Linked DNA regions of Homo sapiens: region 2 is linked to region 1. The links are chromatin loops, found by intact Hi-C in ENCODE. Cell type or tissue: Calu3. All regions are shown on one strand. Each heading gives the region's core, and the rest is flanking DNA. Links, peaks and the distances in the headings are about the cores only. Region 1 has its middle 390 kb from the start of PBX1. Region 2 has its middle 130 kb from the start of LMX1A-AS2.

Region 1 (9,058 bases), core at 708-8,707:
TCTCTGGTACTCCGCTCTATAAACTTGAGCCACTTTCACCTTCCTAATTTCTCAACTTTATATCCTCAACTCAAGGGGTGTATAAATGTAGAGTTTGGAGAATAACTAGTTTAAATACAGTTAGCTGAAAGAATGAAGGTTAAAAAATGTTAACAAGGATAAGGGGTGACGAGGCAGGAAGTAGGAGATTGGATCAGGGAAGAAGATCTCAGTTGCCAGGAGTTCATACATTAAGGAAAGGAAGGTACATGTAAGACCTATAATGATTAACTTCACTTAGTTTGGTTTATGTGAAAAATTTCAGGATATGCAATTAAATTTGAATTATTTTTAAATCACTTTTGGTTGTCAAATTCTTTTGTTTTGGTTTATTTTGAATATTGTACCACGCACAAACTGGAACACTGGTTTTTATGTGGATTATACTCTCATGCACTTTCAAAAGCCTACAGTTTTCCATGTGCTTTTTCTTGTATTTGAAAAGGTATATTTTAGATACCTTGACTTCATTAAATTCTTTGCATCCTTTTGTATCCAACAAAAGTGTCATTTTCTCCATGAAGTCTTCCACCTCTGCCTCCTGCTGAGCCCGTTTTTGTCCCTTCTCTGTTCCGTAGTTCTTTGTTTCTACAACAAATCTTACATACGCTATATTGTATACTACTTACTTGTTTATCTGCTATTTTTCTCAGCAGACTGAGAGCATATGAAAGGCAGGAACCACATCTCAATCACTTTTGATTGAGCTTCTCAGTACCTCTGTAAGATAATATATCTCCTCATTCTCGTATAGACTGAAATATTCTGTATCTGACAGACATGTGATTTAGACCTCACTTTTTGTCCCAAATTTAATCCTTCAAAAAGCTAGAGTTATCATAAGACTATTAAAGTAATGAATTGCCTTTACCAGTTTGGCATTACTTGAACCATGTGCTTTATTTCTGGTTCCAAATCTGGCTGTGCATCAGAATTTCCCATCCCTGACCTGCAAATCAAAATTTCAGAAGAGTGATTCCCAGGGATATGTATTTCAAAATAGGCATCAGGGTGAGTCTAGTCATTGACAGATGCCTTAGTTTGTTCATAGTTAAATGTGCTAATGTTGAGGATTGCCTTTCTGAACTGAGGCATTTTAGAAGAGTTGGTTGCCCAGGTCAAATCTGAAGATTTACAATAGAACCAAGATGGTAATAAGACAAAAGATTTATATGAAGATATAAGAATTAATATGGACACACACACTCTTCTATTTCCTATGTAGGGTGGTAAGTATAGTTAGGAAATATGTATGTATTTATTAAAGGATATAAACTGAATGATAGGTACCCTTACCATTTGAATGTCTTAATTTTTAAAAAATAAATTATGCCTGGTCACCTTATTCTTTTTTTTTTTGTCCCTCTTTTACCATTTTCTAGGAATTGCATCCCATAATTTGGTTGTAATAAAATGTGACTGCTGGGGAAATGTTCACAGAGTTGGCATTCATTTGCACGCTACTGCCATTTCAGCCCAGGGCATTCTCTCTTTCTTCCTGGTTCTCCTGCCTCCCTCCACCAGCCCCTCCCCAGCAGAGCACTGATGAGATGTGACAACAGAAAACACAAGTGCATTTCCTGGAGATTTACCAACATCCAGAAGGAAAGCTCAAAGGAAAAGGAACAATAGAAAAGGGGAATTGTGGAGGGAAGAAAGTTTCTAAGCCTATCATTTGCAAATGTCAGCTCCATTCTCAGAGAACTCTAGAGACTGTTAAGCAAACCTGTTTCTAATGAATACAACAAGAGCCATTTGAATCCTCTACACTTGAGCCAGTCACATTTAACAGATCACCCAGTCTATCTTCCATTATTCTCAGAGGCATCCTGGGCCTCACAGCATCTTTTCAATTTCAGCTTCAAATGACCCAAGCTCTGTGTTGTCTTAGGCTTCAATAGGATTCAATAGGAAAACAATGTCAGAAGGTTAACATATTTTTCCCATTATACTATATAATTGCTATGTACTTTACTCATCCCAATCCCTTAGCACTTTGGATTTCAATATTCAACTAGTCTTCACTATTTATCAATAGAATCAGGAAAGGCACATAGAAACGTGTAAAGCCAGTAGACCTAGATTTTCTTCTCCACTTCACACTCATCACTTACTTGTCTCTGAGTAAGACACTTATCTTCTTCAGGTCTCAGTTTCTGCATCTATAAAAAGGACATAGAATGTCCTCTTACCTAAAATGTTTGCTTAAAGAATGGTAGTATTTATTTGAAAAGTATAAAGTAATATAAAAATATGTTAGAATAAGTATCAGGCCTAACAGTTGCCAAATATCTGAAGTTGACTTTCTACTTTGTTTATTTGTGTTCTTTGTTTATTTGCATTTTATAAAGCAGAGAATATTCTACTCTTCATCATGACTTGAGTGAGCATGCTCATCATTCCTTTAGTTAGCTGCTTCAATTCACAAATCATTCTCTTTATTCTGAATTCTCTCCTCTTTGCTACTCAATATCTGATCCTCAGGGGTCCATTGAGCAAGAATATTAAGTAGGTACAATGCTGGTAAGATTCTCCATGACTTTCTTCCAAGGACATTACTTCTATTGGAACTAGTTCACATATACTTTTCCTTCTATGCAATCATTAGTTCCACTACGATCTTTCCTGAATATAGAAATTCTAACCATTCCTCAGAACCAAAATATTAGTAAAGAAATGATTTATTGGGCAAAACATTTGCCCTAAGAAGGAATTTGTGCCTTTGTGCATGCATGAAATTATTTACTTGTATTAATGAGAACACTCATTGTCTTATGCTGAATAAGAATTAGATGAATAGTTCGCCAAGGCCACTGTGTGCTGTTTCTGACAAATATATGTGCTAGATGCACCACCCCATCATTTGGGATTTCTGGCAGAACCACATGACTTCCAATGGTCATGTTGCCTGAGTGTTACCTAGTGGACTCTGAGATGATGATCTTCCTGTTTTATACCTATGAAGTATAGAAAAAAGGCAATAGAAATCAAGGAAAAAAAGAAGGGGGGGAGTGGAGGAGACTAAGAAGAATAAAAATAAGGAAAAGAAAGAGAAAAAAATAAGAGAAGGGGTAATTGAAGGAATAAGAGAAGCTGTAAAGTATAAAAGGGAAAAAATAATTGTAGATAGAATGTCGGTATATTTTTAGAAGAATATTCATAACAATATATATTAAAAGCAGCAAGATTTTCTCACTCTTTTCCTTTTCTCACCTCCCATTAGCAATGACTGAAGTTGTGAATTATGAACAAGTGTCAGAGATTGCAAATTTAACAGCAAATAGTGGGGGATGAAGAAAAGAAGATGAGGAAATTATTTTACAAGATGAATACAAAGGCCTTGTGATAAATGAATTAGAATGATGTTTTATGCTGAAAAATCACTTTTCCATTTTAAAGTATCTCCATATTTCAATTTATCTAATGAAGATTGTCAGTAGAATCATATTTAGTATTTTTCTTGAGAAGTAGTTAGTACCCCTTCTTAATCTTGGCCCAACTGAACTGTGTCAAATTTATTTCTGCACAATGCAAGTTCAACCCCATTCAGACCAATTGTGCTCTTTCATCAGATCGTCAGAACTCACAAGTTTTCTGTGGTAGGAAGGGGAACATAGAGAAGGACCAGGACCTGCAATTAAGACACAATACTCGCTGGGAAATAGCAGATATGTAGGTGGGTGGGAGTTATCCATGATGAAAAAACATGTACACTGATACATAGCAGAAACAGAATCTAGAATGATGTCATTGGTTATGGTTCTGACCAGCCATTTTTATTAGGAAGTTGAACCAGGGATGGGAGGTTGCCCCATCCAGCCAATGACTCCATAGCAACACTACAAACTGTTAGGTAATAGCTCCCTGCTCTCTACCAAGATCTGGGTTTCAGGTACCACCACAACAAAGGGAACATGGTGAGAAGAGACTAGCCTGGCTAGATATGAAAAGTGACAGACATTGAAGATTTATTCTCTTTCTTTTTTTTTTTTTTTTTTTGAGTTGGAGTCTCACTCTGTTGCCCAGGCTGGAGTGCAGTGGTGCAATTTCTGCTCACTGAAAGCTCCACCCACGGGGTTCACACCATTCTCTTGCCTCAGCCTCCCGACTAGCTGGGACTACAGGCACCCTCCACCATGCCCAGCCAATTTTTTTGTATTTTTAGTACAGATGGGGTTTCACAGTGTTCGCCAGGATGGTCTCGATCTCCTGACCTCGTGATCCACCTGCCTCGGCCTCCCAAAGTGCTGGGATTACAGGCATGAGCCACCATGCCTGGCCGAGGACTTATTCTCAATTTAAAAAAAAAAAAGAGTCCAGGTTTCTAGGATTACGGTGCATTCTTGAACCAGAGCAGCAGATTTGGCTTGATGCTGGGTTACATGGAGTTCAAACAAAGATTTCATAAATCCCTTCCAAGGACAGGAAGAGTTGGCCTAGAAACTGGGACAAGATAAGTTTACAGATAGAGAAAAATGGGGTTAGGGATGGTGATGGGATTAAGGCATTGCTACCTTATTCCAGTGTAAACCTAGGGCTCTCAGATCATCCTATTCTTCCAGTCAAATTATGATACCTAAATTTTGAGTGAAATCACTGTGTTGGAACTGATTGAAAACTTTATGAAACACTGTACAGGCCGAGAGCAGTGTTTCTCCCAGCACGACGTTTGAGCTCTGAGAACAGACAGGCTGCCTCCTCAAATGGGTCCCTGAGCCCGGTGTAGCCTAACTGGGAGACACTTCCCACTAGGGGTCGACAGACACCACATACACAGGTGCCCTTCTGGGACAAAGCTTCCAGAGGAAGGATCAGGAAGCAATATTTGCTGTTCTGCAATATTTGCTGTTCTGCAGCCTCAGCTGGTGATACCCAGGCAAACGGGGTCTGGAGTGGACCTCCAGCAAACTCCAACATACCTGCAGCTGAGGGTCCTGACTGTTAGAAGGAAAACTAACAAAGAGAAAGGAATAGCATCAACATCACCAAAAACGACATCTACACCAAAACCCCATCTGTAGGTCACCAAAGACCAAAGGTAGACAAAACCACAAAGATGGCGAGAAGCCAGAGCAGAAAAGCTGAAAATTCTAAAAAACAGAGTGCCTCTTCTCCTCCAAAGGATCGCAGCTCCTCACCAGCAATGGAACAAAGCCAGATGGAGAATGGTGAGTTGACAGAAGTAGGCTTCAGAAGGTTGGTAATAACAAACTTCTCCGAGCTAGAGGAGCATGTTCTAACCTACTGCAAGGAAGCTAAAAGCCTTGGAAAAAGGTTAGGCAAATGGCTAACTAGAATTAACAGTGTAGAGAAGACTTTAAATGACCTGATGGTGCTGAAAACCATGGCACAAGGACTATGTGACACATGTACAAGCTTCGGTAGCCGATTTGATCAACTGGCAGAAAGGATATCAGAGATTGAAGATCAGATTAATGAAATAAAGTGAGAAGACAAGTCTAAAGAAAAAAGAGTAAAAAGAAATGAACAAAGCCTCCAATAAATATGGGACTATGTGAAAAGACCAAATCTACGTTTGATTCATGTGCCTGAAAGAGATGAGGAGAATGGAACCAAGTTGGAAAACACTATTCAGGATATTATCCAGGAGAACTTCCCCAACCTAGCAAGGCAGGCCAACATTCAAATTCAGGAAATACATAGACCACCACAAAGATACTCCTCGAGAACAGCGACACCGAGACACATAAATGTCAGATTCACCAAGGCTGAAATGAAGGAAAAAATATTAAGGGCAGCCAGAGAGAAAGGTCAGGTTACCCACAAAGGGAAGTGCCTCAAACTAACAGTGGATCTCTCGGCAGAAACCCTACAAACCAGAAGAGAGTGGGGGGCAATATTCAACATTCTTAAAGAAAAGAATTTTCAACCCAGAATATCATATCCAGCCAAAATAAGCTTCATAAGTGAAGGAGAAATAAAATACTTTACAGACAAGCAAATGCTGAGAGATGTTGTCACCACCAGGCCTGCCTTACAAGAGCTCCTGAAGGAAGCACTAAACATGGAAAGGAACAACCGGTACCAGCCACTGCAAAAACATGCTAAATTGTAAAGACCATCAATGCTATGAAGAAACTGAATCAATTAACGGGCAAAATAACCAGCTAGCATCATAATGACAGGATCAAATTCACACAGAACAATATTAACCTTAAATATAAATGGACTAAATGCCCCAGTTAAAAGACACAGACTAGCAAATTAGATAAAGGGTCAAGACCCATCACTGTGCTGTATCCAGGAGACCCATCTCATGTGCAGAGACACACACAGACTCAAAATAAAAGGTTGGAGGAAGATCTACCAAGCAAATGAAAAGCAAAAAAAAAAAAAAAAAAGCAGGAGTTGCAATCCTAGTCTCTGATAAAACAGACCTTAAACCAACAAAGATCAAAAGAGACAAAGAAGGCCATTACATAATGGCAAAGGGATCAATTCAACAAGAAGAGCTAACTATTCTAAATATATATGCACCCAATACAGGAGCACCCACATTCATAAAGCAAGTCCTGAGTGACCTACAAAGAGACTTAGACTCCGACACAATAATAATGGGAGACTTTAACACCCCATGTCAACATTAGACAGATCAATGAGACAGAAAGTTAACAAGGATATCCAGGAATTGAACTCAGCTCTGCACCAAGAGGACCTAATAGACATCTACAGAACTCTCCACCCCAAATCAACAGAATACACATTCTTCTCAGCACCACATCACACTTATTCTAAAACTGACCACATAATTGGAAGTAAAGCACTCCTCAGCAAACGTAAAAGAACAGAAATCACAAAAAACTGTCGTTCAGACCACAGTGCAATCAAACTAGAACTCAGGATAAAGAAACTCACTCAAAACTGCACAACTACATGGAAACTGAACAACCTGCTCCTGAATGACTCCTGGGTAAATAATGAGATGAAGGCAGAAATAAAGATGTTCTTTGAAACCAATGAGAACAAAGACACAATGTACCAGAATCTCTGAGACACATTTAAATCAGTGTGTAGAGGGAAATTTATAGCACTAAATGCCCACAAGAGAAAGCAGGAGAGATGTAAAATCGACACCCTAACATCAAAATTAAAAGAACTAGAGAAGCAAGAGCAAACACATGGAAAAGCTAGCAGAAGGCATTAAATAACTAAGATCAGAGCAGAACTGAAGGAGATAGAGATGAAAAAACCCTTCAAAACATTAATGAATCCGGGAGCTGGTTTTTTGAAAAGATTAACTAAATTGATAGACCGCTAGCAAGACTAATAAGACAAGAGAGAAGAATCAAATATTCGTAATAACAAATGATAAAGGGGATATCACCAACGATCCCACAGAAAAACAAACTACCATCAGGGAATACTATGAACACCTCTATGCAAATAAACTAGAAAATCTAGAATAAATGAATAAATCCCTCGACACCTACATGCTTCCAAGACTAAACCAGGAAGAAGTTGAATCTCTGAATAGAAAAATAACAGGCTCTGAAATTGAGGCAATAATTAATAGCCTAACAACCAAAAAAGTCCAGGACAAGACAAATTCACAGGCAAATTCTACCAGAGGTACAAAGAGGAACTGGTACCATTCCTTCTGAAATTATTCCAATCAATAGAAAAAGAGAGAATCCTCCCTGACTCATTTTATGAGGCCAGCATCATCCTGATACCAAAGCCTTACAGAGAAACAACAAAAAAAGAGAATTTTAGACCAATATCCCTGATGAATATCGATGCAAAAATCCTCAATAAAATACTGGCAAGCCAAATCCAGCAGCACATCAAAAAGCTTATCCACCATGATCAAGTGGGCTTCAATCCTGTGATGCAAGGCTGGTTTAACATACACAAATCAATAAATGTCATCCATCACATAAACAGAACCAACAACAAAAACCAGATGATTACCTCAATAGATGCAGAAAAGGCCTTCGACAAAATTCAACAGCGCTTCATGCTAAAAGCTCTCAATAAACTAGGTATTGATGGAACGTATCTCAAAATAATAAGAGCTATTTATGACAAACCCACAGCCAATATCATATTGAATGGGCAAAAACTGGAGGCATTCCCTCTGAAAACTGGCACAAGACAAGGTTGCTCTCTCTCACCACTCCTATTCAACATAGTGTTGGATGTTCTGGCCAGGGCAATCAGGCAAGAGAAACAAATAAAGGGTATTCAATTAGGAAAAGAGGAAGCCAAATTATCCCTGTTTGCAGATGACATGATTGTATATTCAGAAAAACCCATCATCTCAGCCCAAAATCTCCTTAAGTTGATAAAGGAACTTCAGCAAAGTCTCAGGATACAAAATCAATGTGCGAAAATCACAAGTATTCCTATACACCAATAACAGACAAACAGAGAGCCAAAACATGAGTGAAGTCCCATTCACAATTGCTACAAAGAGAATAAAATACCTAGGAATCCAACTTACAAGGGACATGAAGGACCTCTTCAAGGAGAACTACAAATCACTGCTCAACGGAATAAATGAGGACACAAACAAATAGAAGAACATTCCATGCTCATGTATAGGAAGAATCAGTATCATGAAAATGGCCATACTGCCCAAGGTAATTTATAGATTCAATGCCATCCCCATCAAGCTACCAATGACTTTCTTCACAGAATTGGAAAAAACTACTTTAAAGTTAATATGGAACCAAAAAAGAGCCTGCATTGCCAAGACAATCCTAAGCCAAAAGAACAAAGCTGGAGGCATCACACTACCTGACTTCAAACTATACTACAAGGCTACAGTAACCAAAACAGCATGGTACTGGTACCAAAACAGAGATATAGACCAATGGAACAGAACAGAGACCTCACAAATTAACACCACACATCCACAACCATCTGATCTTTGACAAACCTGACAAAAACAAGAAATGGGGAAAGGATTCCCTATTTAATAAATGGTGCTGGGAAAACTGGCTAGCCGTATGTAGAAAGCTGAAACTAGATCTCTTCCTTACACCTTATACAAAAA
Region 2 (9,058 bases), core at 731-8,730, 910 kb after region 1:
TCTTGCTTAGACCTCAGAACACCCATTTTAAGTATAGAGTCTACTTGGTTTTCTGGAAGGAAACCAGATCTGTGCACTTGGCGGTACTTTTGTCCAGAGTGCTGACAACCTTAGACCCATTACAGGAAGCTAGATCCTACTTTTGGAGCCAACAGCCATTTTTCCTTTTTCAGTTGGTTCTGATAGAATATGTGCAGAGTACCCACTGCCACAGAGTAGAGTGGTTAGCAGCCCAGGAAAGAAATAGAAATTGAATCAAATTCCCATTTCTGCCACTTACAAGTTCTGTGAACTTAGACAAGTTATTTAACTTCTTTAATGCAAATTTACTCATTTGCAAAATGAGGATAATAATATCTAATTCACAGGGCTGCAGTGAGGATTATGTGAGATAACATATATGAAATGCTTAGTGAAGTGTTGCTTACGTTGTAAGTGCTGAAAACCATTATCAGCCTTTAGCAGGGTCTTACCTAAGCTCTGGGGGAAAAGCTGGGTTTTCATGATGGCAATGAGGGCAAAGGCTATGTATGTAGTTACCACTAAATATTCTCACACGAAAAGAATATATAAATAGCTTCATCTGCTTTTTCTAGAACAGAGATTGGCAAACTTTTTCTATAAAGGTTCAGATGGTAAATATTTTAGGATCGTAGCTATATAATTTCTCTTGCAACTTTGTCATAGTAGCATGAAGGCAGCCATAGACAATATGTAAACAAAGGAGTGTGACTGTGTCCCCATAAAACTTTGTGTACAACCCAGGCAGCCAGCTGGACTTGATAGTTTGCCAACCTCTATTCTGGAATAGAAGCTGTTGTTTGATAAAGGACAATGGTCAATAATTCAAAGGAACAATAACCAGAATCACATCCTATTATTTTTCTGCATCTCTTTGTCCACCCCTCAACCCATACAATAGAATGTTTAGTTGATTTTAGTCACATAGAGGATTTGTAGCCTAAATTTCCAAAGGTACTACTAGTAAATAATGTACAGATTATGGACAGTAATAACATTTAACAGGCTAGATACAATTGGCTATATAGATGAAACAAAAAGGAAATTAAAACTTGGTTAAAAAACACATTTTGCACAGGAAAACTAGATAGTCTACATCATAGAGAATTATAAAATGAGCCATTGATTCTCCCGACTCTCTGGTGAGTATATTTTTAAAGTCCTAGAAAACTTAGAAGGCACAGTGAGAATTGGAAATTTTAACATCAAACACACACACACACACACACATAAATATTCAACTGATCTTCAAAAGAAGCATGACCTTAGAAATCACTGTAGGATAAATTCCAGCTGAGTCTCCACACACAAACCTGCTTCGTAAAAAGGAAAATGATCATGTTCAAATTCACTCTCATCGCTGACTGTGTTGGGTGAAAAAAAAGAGAACACAATGCTTTAGTTAGATATTTCAAAGTTAATCAATCAGCTAGTTTTTTTCAAAACAACCAGGTTTTTAAATTAGTTTAACTTTTCTTCAGTTTTCGAATCTGACCATTTGTGATATTGATATGCAAATCAGATCACATTCCCCTTCCCATGCCCTTCAATGGCTTCTCTTTGCTCTTGATGCTCTTGGGATAAAGACCAAACACACTATCTGTCCCACATGCTGTTCCTTGGTCCTCATGACTTCCCATTCCAGCTGCATCTTCAACCACACTCCTCCAGGCTCTTTAAACCTCAACGATGCTGGTCTTTTGTCATTTCCGCCAATGTTCCAATCTCTCCCTCACCTTGGTCTAACTCACCACCACTACCCCTCTGCCCCAAAATCACCACCACACACACGCTGTGTTAGTCTCATTAACTTCTGTACACTGTTTAGGCCTCTGTTCAAAACTTACTTCCTCAGGGAGCCTCTCCCAAGCCCCAGTCAACTGTGATAGAACCTGTCTCTAGCCTACAAGCTCTTATTATAGTTTTTCATTATACATTCATTAGGGTGATGATTTAATTAATGTCTGTTTTTCCCACTGGGCTATCCATCCCCCAAAGAGCAGGAAATGGGCCTCTATTTGAATGGCAGAGGACTCACCTCAGTGCCTGGAATGCAAGCAGAGCCATAATAAATAGAGATAATGGAGCGGTCGTCAGAAGGATATAGAATTAAAATGTAGCCATGAAAGGTCAAAACTGAATTTCTAAGGGATATTGTATATATTGCAGACAAAACATTGCCATTTTTCAAAATAATACAGATTTTCTTGCTTGTTCATTGCTCTTAACTCATTTTCTAGATTTAGTTTGGCAAACGTTTTCTATAAAGGTGCAGATGGTAAATATTTGGGGTTTGGGGGCTGTATGATTTCTGTTTCAGCTACTCAACACTGCCATTGTAGCACGTTGTGGAAACCAGAGACAGTACAGAAACATGAATGTGGTAGGGATCTAACAAAACAAGGGATTCTCAATTTCCATACTGTTGACATTTTTCCCCAATAATTCTTTGCTGCTGAGCTGTTATGTGCATTGCTGTATGATTAGCAGCATTCCTGACCTTGACCCATTAGATGCCAACAGTGCTCCCACCTCCACTAATGACAACCAAAAATATCCCTAGACATTGCCATAGGGGAGCAAAGTCATCCCAGTTAAAACCACTGCAATAAAATTTTATGAAAACAAGTGGCAAACTGGATTTGGCCTATGGACTGTAGTTTGCTCAATCCTGATCTGAAAGAAAGAAAAAGAAAACTAGGAAATTCCCTAATGGGTGCTATTTCTGGAAGGGCTATTAATTTATTTTCTAGCTTCTTGGATTTTCTTCATGGGGTATAGACCCTTTGAAGACTTTCTTTCTCAGAGGTGGGTAACCTCTTGGAGTATAATCATTGCAGCCCTCAGAGACAAGCAGGGGCAACTGGTTTAGACTGTATAGAATTTGTTTGGTCAAGTAAAGGATGCTGGCTCTGTTTATATGTGAGTTATTCCACCCATTTGGACCCCTGTAATCCCTTTGCTTACTTTGATTACTTTGATTAGTTTTTTGTTTTTTGTTTTTTTTTTAACTAGCTTCTAGCATAGTGTGCATTGCAAGGCAACTGAGAGCTGAAGGTAGAGTGACTAACGGCAGGGCTAATGTAGGTTAGCACTAGGTTAGATCCAGCTGTTGATCTAAGTCTGAGAGAGCTGGAAGTATGATCCTAGGAACCATTCTATTCCTTCCCACCTTAATTTTTTTTTTTTTTTCTTTTTGGAACTCAGGTACACAGACTTGGATTTATCATGGTCTTTGGATCATGATACCCTCTCATCACTGGTCTGGGCATGGCCCATTTTTGGCTTGTTTATATGTTTATGTTATAAATATCTGTGCCTGCCCTGCCACTCCCCCAACACAAAAAATAGAACATAGTCACTAACTGACCCGTCCCTAGATGTTCTATCTCTATCCTGTCCCTCTGTTTCCCCTCACCTGAGGCAACCATGTCCTGATGCTTATCTTCATCTTCCTACTTTACTTTGCAAGATGTTGGTTTTCTCATCTTTAAGGCGGGAAAGGGCAAAGTGACTGTCATCTCATCTTTTAAAGCTCCACCTTTATGGCTTTAATGCTGGCTTCATTTTCTCTGGCAATCCTCAGAAATTGTGCCACGCAAATATTTTACATCTCTAAAGAGGAGAAAAAAACCTAGGCAAGTCAATGTTGTGAGAGATACACACACAAAAACAGAGATTTCAGTTCATGTTGAAGATAGCTCATTGTGAGGTATCTTGCAGCCAAGGAATCTACAAGGTGCTAAGGCCATGAAGATGTGCTATATCAAAAAACGTTTTTCCTCTGCTAGCCAAATAGATTTATTATAAATATTGAGGCCTTTCCCCTTCCTTGGTCATTTCTCTACTTTAACATTAAAAGAGTTGTATCATTTACACAGCTCTGCTGAAGAGAGTTCAGTCTATTTGCCCCTGGGGCAGCAATGCTGGTATGGTAAACTTCAACACAGCGTGTAATGCATGGTCTAATTTTAAATTCTTCAAAATGCCGATTTATTTGACTTTTACCAGACCAGGAAGATAAGGCAGTCATGCTCCCATGCAGCTCGACATCTCTGTATGCTTGAAATTAAACCTCAGGGAAGAGGGGAACACAGGCCTGAGCACTGGGTATGAATAAAGGAGGCTGGTGCTGACATACAAGTGAAAGGGAAGATGTAAAAGAGAAGGAGACACTTGGGAGAAAACAATCCCTTGTGGGGAGGGAGGGGAGATGAATGTCATTAATAGCAATTTGCATCGCTATTGATTTAATGTGGGAGAAACTGAACTCTCCTGTAGCTGTCCCTGACATATTTGGGTGAGATTCTAGTGACCTCCAGTGGAGGTTCTCTAGAATTACCCTCATTGCCCCGGGACACTAAGACGTTAATTTCTGCACTTAACAAACCTGTCTCCCCTTACACATATTTTGTGCTCCCTTTACTATTTGAATTGAAAATAGCTTCTCAATGCATATAATTTTCAAATAATCTATAAAAATTCTAATTGTAATACAAAAGTTCAAAGTAATTTTTAAATAAAATAAATCAAATAAAAATAATGAATAAATATATACATAAAATAAAAGAAAATCTATATTCGAAGATATAAATGTTCACATCTGGGTGTTCTAGAAGACATAATTACTTGGAAACTTGCATCTAGTCCTAGACTCATCAAAAACCCAGAAATCCAGTAGGTGGAAATGTACTATATTGGCCTCAAGGGCCACCAGCAGCATTGCTATAGGTTAGGTAATTTTTTAAAATAAGTTAAAAAAAAATGGTAAAATTCCAAACTAGACAAAGACAGTCTTCCCTAGGAAACTTAAGGTATATTCAAATTTTGCAAAATGCCCCCCAGGCAATTATATAGAGGCTTTTCTCCTGTTCTAGTGAAGCTTTCCAAAACTGCTGGGGATGCTGCAGCAATTCTCTGTCACGCTGGACTTGCTGGACTGTCCTCTGTATTGTAGAATATTTACCAACCCTAGTCCTGCCCCACAGATAGTGATAGGACTTCTCATCGATGGAGTGATCAAAAACTCCCATGCAAATGACCAAAGAGCCTCTGGCGAAAGAACCACCCTGTGAAGCATTGCTGCCCGGGCCTTCCTCTGACAACACAGAGGGCCCTTCTACCCTATGGGGGTATTCCCCTGGGGCTGACTCCAGGACTTGGAACTATGGGGTCTTGACCTTTTCCTCCTAATTTGGGGAATTCTTGACACTGCAGACAGGGTGTTCCTGGGGGAGCTGGGAGGGGAGAGCAAAAAAGAGGCTTCAAACTGGTGAATGGTGGAGTAGGTGAGGTGAGCACAGCACTTCAACCTGACCACAGCAGCACGGGAGGTGGAATGCCAGGTTCTGAAGCCAGATCTCATTACCATGAGACTCCAGGGTTGTAGCTCTGCACCAGTGGCTCTCCTGGGTGTGTTATTTATCTTAAGTTCAAAGCGGGGCATAGTTGGCCTCACACTGCTAGGATTCTGATAATTTTTCCTTCAGGCTTTTGAGAGCGCAACTCTCTAATTCTTAGTTGCAAATGTTTCATGCCTAATAAAAACAAAATATACTCAACAGAGATTATTAATAACAGCACGATGATCCGAGAATAGATTTTGTTGTTTATTTGTTTGTTTATTTTTTGGGAATAGCGCAAATGTTCTACACTCTAAGCCAACATTCTCCAAACTGTATTTGAAGGGACGCTCACTTTACTGGGGCCAGTCATAGATATTTCTCTAAAAAAGAAGTGTTCTTTATTAAACAAGATCAGAAATGCTGGCTTAAATGACTTATACCAGGCATAAATTTCACAAACTCCGGTGTGCAAAAATGTAACTACTTTCTAAAATGGAACAAAAACTAACTTTTCAATTTAGTCCTATTTGGTGTCTTAGGAAAAAATACTAATACCAACAATGCAAGGGAGACTCCACTACAGCAAGTGACCTCTGTCAGTCTAGGGCTGTCCCCTTCACTCTTCTACTTCCTGTGGGTGACATAAAGTTAGGGTGGGGCCTACTTCTCCAGGCTTTGGCAGGGAGAGGGTGCCAGGTCTTCAGGCTCTGCGCTCCGGACATCCACTGCCAAGGGGATAGGTCTTGTCTGTTTTTGGCCTTAGCCTTCCACCCTGATGCCTTGGCCATAATCATCCCATCTCTTGGGGCCCTTTGGGTCTGCCAGCCCTCATTCAAATGCTCTTCCAAGGCCTTCTCCAGTGCACAGACATTTTAGCTTCTTTCCCTACACCACAAGCAGGTGTGAGAAGCTCCAGAACATTTCTAGGCTGGAAGCTTCCCCAAGCTACATTATGGAATTGAGGTCCTGGGTCCTCTGCTTTAGAACCCCCAAAGTTATCTGGATTTCTATCATTGCATCATGTGGCCCATTCCCCACCAGGGATGTTGGCCTGTGTGTTGATGGGCCAGAGGGCCCGTTCTCAGAAAAACTCTGTTAGTTGCTGAATCTAATATTCTTCCCGCAGGTTCAGAAAAAACATCAGCCTCCTCTATCCCTGAAGGGATTTTTATTTCCTCAGCCTGTGGCCTAAAATTGGCTTGGCAAATAGTCTTTGACCTTCCAAACCAACTAATTAGAACAATGGTTCAGACGATTTTGCCTTCCAGGGAACATGTGACAATGTTTGGAGACATTTTTTATTGTCACAGCTTGTTGGAGGGTGCTACTGGCCCCTAGTGGGTGAAGGCCAGGAGTGCTACTAAACATCCGACAATGTGCAGACCAGTCCCCAGTAACAAAGAATTCTCCTGCCCAGAGCATCGATAGTGCTGAGGCTGAGAAACTCTGAGTTGTTCTTATTATTTTTTTTTATATCAGAGAGAAAAGGAATCAATTCATTTTCTTAAATTTCTAGCCTAATTTTATGTTCTAGTCAATGACCATACTCCTTGCTGACTGCTGTTATTCAACAACCGTATTAACAATTTCCACTGGACCTTGGAAAACTGCAGACATAAGCAGTTCGGGTGAAGAGACTGGGTTTTTCTAATCTTCTAGATAATGTGCACCTGGATACTGATAAATGCCCTCCCCTCTGCTGTCTCTGCACATCCCTTCTGTAGAGGAGGATAGTGGAGGCAGGAAGGAGTAGCCTTTCTTGTCTTTGCAAAGCTCTCTGAAATTTGCAGCATCCCCACCTATGGGGAATCACTGGCTGCCTTCAAAGCAACCAGGTTTTTTGCTGAGAAGGAACTGGAGAGCGGCTGTGTTCCAAGGCTCACAGGCTCATCCTGGGCCCCTCTGAATTCAGAGCCACATCCTTCATGGTACCCTAGAGGGGCATCAATAAGCTACATGTTCCCCTCAACATGCCCAGTGGGTCCACAGATGCGTTCAACCTGTGATATGCAGAACTTGGGGGTTGACAGAAGGGTCTGGGGGCCTCACTCTTCAACCAGAGTTATAATTTCCAACTTTTGTCTTTTAGATCAAATTCAGTCTAAAGAAATAGTTCTGAAAGTATAAAGGAAGATGGAGACACAACCTATGAGAAAGGGATATGGGGTCAGTGTCTCAACGGGACACACTGCTGAGTGCTCAGGCTTCTGTCCCTTGAGCACACAGCACAGAGCAGATGGACATGTGTGTCACTTCCCTCTCAACCACTGGAGGTGAGTTGTAAGGAACTCCAGGGAGCCCTAAGGTGATAACAGTGCAGATGGTGGAGCTGGGAGATGCTCTAGGAACAAAGGAGGAGAACATTGCATCTACCAGAGAGTCTGCCCTATCCAACATCTATCCGCTGCCCAGTCCAGGACAAGATCTCCACCTGTAGCTAAGTTTGCTTTTTTGTCCTCCTCTCAGCAGCCCTGTGCATCTGCCATGCTGGTATCGGCTGTGGTGTGCAGAGGAAGAGAGAGGCTCCTGTCCTTGGGTACCCTCCTGCCAGCACCTGCTGCCTCTGTGGAGGGAGGGGGAGAACCGAGCCGTGTGGCAGCCATGGCTCCTAACATGCAGAGCACACTTGTATCACCAGGAACATCTGTCACAGCCATAACACATTTAGTCTGGTTGTTTTGTTTATACAACCCAAAGCAACCAGTCGGACTAAGATCTTCACAAAAGAGTGATGGGGTAGGGCAGGGAGGCGTCAGAAAAGGCTGACATCATTTAAATAGAGAATTGGATACAGCCGTAAACAGGTGACTTCAGACTTTGATATCTTAAGCTACACTATGAGTTGACCTATAATACTTCCAGGCACTTTCTATTATGCTGGGTGACAGTAAAAAGCAGGCAAGGAATGAGTGGGCCCTATTCTTAAACGAGATCATTCTTTATGGATGCAGAAAGTACACTGAATTAACAACAATGGGAAAAGATACAAACACTGATATTTAACACCCCCACCCCCCACCCCGCCAGGCATAAATAAAACATGCCCCCTTCTGAACTAACATGGTCTTTTACTGAAATAGTTATAACTTTTTATGAACCATTATTATCATTATTACTATTATTATGCAATGGTCCTCACCTTGCCTATAAATAATAATCAGAGGAGCTTTAAAAACAACCCGAATGATGTCAGGGCCCAGAATAATTGAATTGAAATCCCAGGGAGCAGAGCCCAGGAATTAGAAACTTTTAAAACTTTCCCAGGAGAGTCTAATGTTCCACCTTAGGCTGAGAACCACATTTCTGGCTGTGCATGCCAGGTGACAGTGCTTCAGCAATTTTATTGCCCAGAAAGAAAGAAAAAAAGAGATTTTTTCCTTCCTTCTTTGGTTTTGTGGCTCTAGTGCAGTGCTTCTCAAACCTGGCTGTACATTAGAGTCACCTGGGGAGCTTTAAAAACTATCACTGTCCTGGCCCCACCCCAATCCAATTAAGCCAGAATCTCTACAGGTGGGACTTGGCATCAGGATTTTTTAAAAGCCTGCTGGATGATTCTAATATGTGCCCAGGATTTCAAACCACTGCTCTAGGACAGGGGTTCTCAACCTTGGCTACATATTGGGATCTCCTGGGAAACTTAAAAAAATCCTGAGACCTGAGCCCCATCTCCAGTGATTCTGATTTAATCGGTC

The links. Peaks named below come from ENCODE experiments on the same cell type or tissue, not always from the same donor. Only the 100,000 strongest peaks of a DNase experiment are listed, where the experiment ranks them.
Region 2: it touches region 1 in a loop (21-fold over the local background); 16 of 110 quality-filtered maps call a loop at or near these places.

The regions. Positions count from the first base shown.
Region 1 is chr1:164,161,879-164,170,936 of GRCh38, forward strand. No RefSeq gene overlaps it. Among named protein-coding and RNA genes, the nearest start is that of PBX1, 390 kb to the right of the region's middle. In Calu3, for the core only: no CTCF peak of the experiment used is centred there; a DNase peak (open chromatin) is centred at 4,793.
Region 2 is chr1:165,069,257-165,078,314 of GRCh38, forward strand. No RefSeq gene overlaps it. Among named protein-coding and RNA genes, the nearest start is that of LMX1A-AS2, 130 kb to the right of the region's middle. In Calu3, for the core only: a CTCF peak has its summit at 4,359 (motif pointing left); DNase peaks (open chromatin) are centred at 4,325 and 6,705.